2 separate regions of the Homo sapiens genome follow, and region 1 is linked to region 2. A link is an interaction called in ENCODE POLR2A ChIA-PET data of the cell type or tissue named here. Cell type or tissue: GM12878. All regions are shown on one strand. Each heading gives the region's core, and the rest is flanking DNA. Links, peaks and the distances in the headings are about the cores only.

Region 1 (2,926 bases), core at 204-2,703, 160 kb after region 2:
TTCTCCTTTCACACGCCCTGCTAAACATCAATGATTCCCAAACACCGCTGATTATCAAAAGTGTTTGGAATATTTTTGGGATTGGGTTTGGTTTTGTTGAATGAAGCTTACTGGCTGTACCCCAAACCTATGGAGCCATGTTCTCCTGGGGGCTGACCCTGGAATCCACGTTGTTAAGAGGTCCCCAGGAAGCTCTGATGACGAGCCAGGTTAGGGCAGCTGTGCTCTACACATTTACGGAAAGAAGAGCATTAAGTCCCTAAAGGGCTTTTTCAACTCTTGGTTTCTAGAATGATGGCAGTTAAATATATTTAACTGCAAGCCTACGCTTTAAGTTTCCATTTATACTAAATCTAAAATCTTCCCAAAGTATCAACCATATACAGCCATCCCTGGGTATTCATGGGGGATTGGTTCAAGAAATGCCCCAAAAAATCCACAAATGCTCAAGTCACTTAAATGAAATGGCATAGTATTTGTATATAACCTATGCACATCCTCCTGTAATTCTAAATCATCTCTAGATCACTTGTAATACCTAATATAATGTAAATACTAAGTAAATAGTTGTTACACTGAATTTTTTAAATATGTATTTTTATGGTTGTATATTTTCTTTTTTCCCCTAATATTTTCAAACCAAAGTTGGTTGAATCCCTAGATACAGAACTCATAAATACAGAGAGCCAATTGTATAGCAAATCAATCAATCAATAAGTGTATTTGAGCACCACTAAATCTATGGGATTCATGACTCACATATGAAATTACTGATGACATAAGAACATAATAAAACTATTACACCTCTTTAAGGTACAAATAGCAAATCATGTAAATGTAAGACACGGCCGTTTAGTTAAGAAAGGAGATGTTCCTGTTTAAGTTCAAAACATAATTAATTATGGTCCGAAGACATAAATTTTACCATCAGCTTCTATAAAATGTTACTATTGAAACTAGGTCACTATGCAAGAAGTATAGGTAGTTCCTCAAGAGGAAATACTTCAAAGATTAATATAAATAATAATGTTTTAAAGTTTCAAAAATATATCCAAGAATTCAAAAGCTGTGTATACATAATACTTGACTTTCTTTAAAAAAAAAAAAATTCATTCCAGGGGGAAGAAAAAAGTCTTCTCTTGAGCATATATATAAAGGTTAAGAAATATTAGTAGATTATTTATATATGTTGGTTTCCATTTTCTATCATAAAATTTAAAAAGTCAAGACAAATTAAAAATTGTCACACTTCATATCAATTATATATTGAAATATGCCTGAAAGAAAAGATTTGAAAGTAAGCAAACAATAAAATTAATACAGCAGGCCTCCTATTTCTGTGAATTTGTTGAAGCAGGAAGGGAAGATAAGGAGAAGAAGAAAAAGAGAAGGAGGAGGAGAAGGGAGGCAGGAAGAGGAAGCTGCCAAATTTATAATGCTGAAAGAACAACTTTACAAGCTCCAAAGTTCACATTTGGTTATGTTGTAAACATCAAAACCAAACTGTAGTAAGTCACCTCACAGAGTTATTTTGTCAATGATTGACTGACAATCTTTGAACAATCCCTTAGAAGACCAATCACATTTCAAAATGATTCATCATGGCATGAGGCAAACCTGTAAGGTGGACTTAGCCTTTTAAATTACATGATATGTTACTATCAATATAAGCATATCCATTATATGTCTCTAAATTTTGCCTATAGGCTAGAAAATAATAGGTAGCAAAAGCTTTTAAGAAACATACATTTGTATAATTTCCATTGTCTTTTCTCATTATCTATTGATACTGTATCTCCTGCTCTAATACAGGGGTTGTTTTGATGACACAAATTACACCAAAACTCACTATCTTCCCCGAATCTTAGTTATCAAATCCCAGAATAAAAAGTCCCTCTCAATGAGTGTTAAAGCTTCTCTCTCCCTTTTGTTAATTTTCTTAAAAAACAATAGGCCCTAACAAGAGGAAAACACGTCCTCTCCATTCCATAGTTATTTGCAAATATTGTGTCAGTGAAAAAAAGCCAGACAGTGCTGTTTTTTAAGTCCAGATCAATAAACATCACCCAGTGTAAAAACCATACCACCTTATCTGTAATGCTTGGACTCAAGGAGCTAGCAAAAGATTTGTAGGGTAAAATCTCCACAAAGGATACTACTCTGGGTGAGATTTGGTATATATGTGTTAATAAATTTTTTGTCAACTGGCCTTTAGGATTACTCTTCTGTCTGAATTTTGGTTTTGTTTTCTCTCTGTTCCTCCCCCATGGGGTTGAACCTAGAAATAGCATCGCTCTTGAGCTCGTTAGTTTGACAAACTGGCCTAAGTGTGCAGCAGCAATGGGTACCTCCAACACAGCAGCATTTATGAGTCTCCGGGGGATTCTGAGAAACACCAGGAAGTGTTTAGGTACTGAATCACAGCCAAGTATTCTGAATCTTTACTTTTTTTTTTCTATGAGGATGTCAGCATTAAAATATAGAACATGCTTTTCCCACTTGGCTTCTATTATTTGTAAAGCATTCAAGAGTTTCTAGGCTAGAACTACCTCCATCCCCAGGCAGGAGGGCAGGCAAAAACTCCAAGGAGCCTTAACAGTTCCTCTGCTGGTCTTCTTTTACACTTTTGACCCAACAACATAATAAAAATGACTAAATGCTAAACCTGAGTGCTGTGCTTGTAAATCCATCATATTTTTTATCATATTTATCCACGCAGTGTTCTCACCTTTGCTGCTTCAGATAATGCATGTTGAAATACATTTCAAAAGATAACTAGTTAGTTTTCAGATATGACACATCTATCATCCAAATAACCAGGCAATTATGACATAGTAAACCTTACGAATAAATGATTTGTTTTAAAGGTGGTTTAGATTACACTTAAAAATTAAAGTTCACATCAAAGGCAGGAAAAACAAGAAAC
Region 2 (2,926 bases), core at 167-2,666:
TGCTCACTCTATCCTAGATGCATGCTACAGACAGAATGACCATGTAGCCCAGGACTGAGCAAACTGTCAGTCTCCTCTTCATAGGAAGGAAGAATTAAGGAAGTCGGGAGCCTGAGGCAGGAGAATGGCATGAACCCAGGAGGCAGAGCTTGCAGTGAGCTGAGATGGTGCCACTACACTCCAGCCTGGGTGACAGAGTGAGCCTCCGTCAAAAAAAAAAAAAAAAAAAAAGAAAGGAAGAAAGTCGGTTTCATGACCATGAAAACTAAGAGCAATTGTTAAGAATTCTAAGAAGCTGACTTAGTAATTGTGTTAGTCCATTCTTGCACTAATATGAAGAAATACCTGGCCAGGCACAGTGGCTCAAGCCTATAATCGCAGCACTTTGGGAGGCCGAGGCGGGTGGATCACCTGAGGTCAGGAGTTCAAGACCAGCCTGGCCAACATGGTGAAACCCCATCTCTACTAAAAATGCAAAAATTAGCCAGGTGTGGTGGTAGGCACCTGTAATCCCAGCTACTCGGGAGGCTGATGTGGAAGAATTGCTTGAACTCAGGAGGTGGAGGCTGCAGTGAGCCAAGATCACACCACTGCACTCCAACCTAGGCAACAGAGCGAGATCCCGTCTCAAAAAAAAAAAAAAAAAAAAAAAGCAAAGGAAAGAAATACCTGAGGCTAGGTAATTTGTAAATAAAAGTGGTTTTATCAGCTCATGGTTCTACAGGTTGTACAGGAAACATAGTGCCAGCATCTGTTCACCTTCTGGTGAGGGCCTCAGGAAGCTTACAATCATGGCAGAAGGTGACTGGGAGCCAATGTATCACATGGTGAGACCTGGAACAAGAGAGACACATGGGAGGCCCCAGACTCTTTTCAGACTCATTGAAACCACCAGGTCTCACATGAACTAACTGAGCGAGAACTCACTTATCACCAAGGGGATGGCATTAAACCATTCATGAGGGACCCACCCCCATGATCCAATCACTTCCCACCAGGTCCCACCTCCAACACTGGGAATCACATTTCAACATGAGATTTGGAGGGAACAAACATCCAAATCAGCAATAATTCATGATTTGTTTGATTTTTGTCTAAGGCAGACTGTTGAATTTTGTCACAAAAGACAGTTTCATCTTGGCCTGATTTCTACAAGGCCAAGACTTAAGGTTCTACCTGTGGTATCCCAGACAATACACCCACCCTTCCACCCATTGAGGTGCATTGAAAGAGAACATTTAAAACTCATTTGTGTTCCTTAAAGGATCAATTATAAAACTGCAATTAATAACAGTCACCTTTTAAAAGGAAGATTCTCCTTTCACAAATGAATTTTTAGATCTACAACGCATAATACTGTCTCCTGCTTTTTTTAAGATGAAAGTCAAAAGCAGCAGGAGGTGTCTACAGTTCAGTGAGTATTTACTTCATTTGAATTGCAGAGGCGGGGAAATTCCTTTTCAATGGGATGAGCCTTTGAAGCTCGGGTTATTAGGACTTACAGGTGAATTGCTCGTATGATCAGCAGTAGAAGTTTATTCATAAGGCACTAAGTACAAAGCATCATGTTAACCTTACCCCTTCATCTCGGGCCAGATGAGTTTTTGTTTTCAAATAATGGCATAGATCCCTAGGGTTCCTTCTATTTCCTCCCAATATTCTCTCAAAACCTTACAAAGAGTGCCAGGAGCATGCACTTTGAAAATCTGTGCTCTTAAACAGCAGTTACCCTTTATCCCTAGTTTTACTTTCCACAGTTTCAGTTATCTGTGATCAACCTTGATCCAAAAATATTAAATGGAAAATTCCAGAAATAAATAATTCATCAATTTTAAGTTGTATGTCATGCTCAATGGCATGATGAAATCTCTGACCTTCCCATTCTGTTCAACCTGTGATGTGAACCATCCCTTTGTCCAGTGTATTCCACCCTTTAGTCACTTCGTAGCCATCTCAGTTATCAGATCAAAAACCGTAGATTCTCTAGGCTTCAGTACTACCTGTGGTCTCACACATCCACTTGGGGTCTTGGAATGTATCCTCTTTGGATAAGGAAGGACTGCTGTACTGTCAATTTAGTTAACAAAATTTGTCCTGATGGAGCTAGTTCCATCCTGTGGCAGGACTTTTTTCTTCCTTTTATTTTTAAACACTACCTGTGCATTGGTTAGGACATGTTTGGCTTCAAGTATCAAAAAGCTCAAATAACATATGGGTCCACCTTTTTCGAGTAACAAGAAATCCAGAGATAAGCAATTCTGAGCTGCTTTAGCTGCATATGTGAATCGGCAAAGATCAAGGTTCTTCTACACCCCAGTTTTTCATTAGTAGAGTGAATGTTTTATTCTTATGATCACAATATGGCTGCTGAACCTCTGAGCATAGTGTTTTGTCTTCTAGGAAAAGAAAGAAAACAACGGGAAAGGCAAGGGGCCAAAATGATGTGCCATCCAAGTCTAAATATTTTCTTCAAAATTTTTCTTAGAAGCCCTTCTGCTTACAGCTCATTAGATAAAACTGGGTTAATTGGCCATCCCTAGCTGCAAGGAAGTATTAGATTTGAGTATTTTAGTTGAGTATATTTCCTCCCCAAAGACAATTAGAATTTTCTTAGTATATAAGAAGGAAACATGGGTAATGTCCAGGCAACCATCAGTGTCTGTCATAGCAGGATCTAGGAATGAGAGTCACATCTTAATGGAAAAATCACTTGCATTAAAAATACTAAAACCTCTTTTTCTTGAGATACGTCTACTTTCAACAGGAACATAAGCAGAGTTAGCCAAAGCATCAAAACAGGAATGCTAACTTGGTTGAAATCAATGAGCCTTGAACATCACTGAAATAATGAGCTTTGGATTGCATTGCCTTTCCTAGAGTCATAAATATGTTTCTGAAAATGTTTAATTTAAATTTAATAGGTATT

The links. Peaks named below come from ENCODE experiments on the same cell type or tissue, not always from the same donor. Only the 100,000 strongest peaks of a DNase experiment are listed, where the experiment ranks them.
Region 1: POLR2A ChIA-PET joins it to region 2 with 6 read pairs; 2 of 35 experiments call an interaction of 5 or more read pairs at or near these places.

Annotation. Positions count from the first base shown.
Region 1 is chr20:52,230,062-52,232,987 of GRCh38, reverse strand. The region is part of intron 1 of LOC105372666 (a long non-coding RNA gene); the gene reads right to left. Among named protein-coding and RNA genes, the nearest start is that of ZFP64, 40 kb to the right of the region's middle. In GM12878, for the core only: no CTCF peak of the experiment used is centred there; a DNase peak (open chromatin) is centred at 1,549.
Region 2 is chr20:52,391,777-52,394,702 of GRCh38, reverse strand. The region is part of intron 4 of LOC105372666 (a long non-coding RNA gene); the gene reads right to left. Among named protein-coding and RNA genes, the nearest start is that of ZFP64, 200 kb to the right of the region's middle. In GM12878, for the core only: no CTCF peak of the experiment used is centred there; no DNase peak of the experiment used is centred there.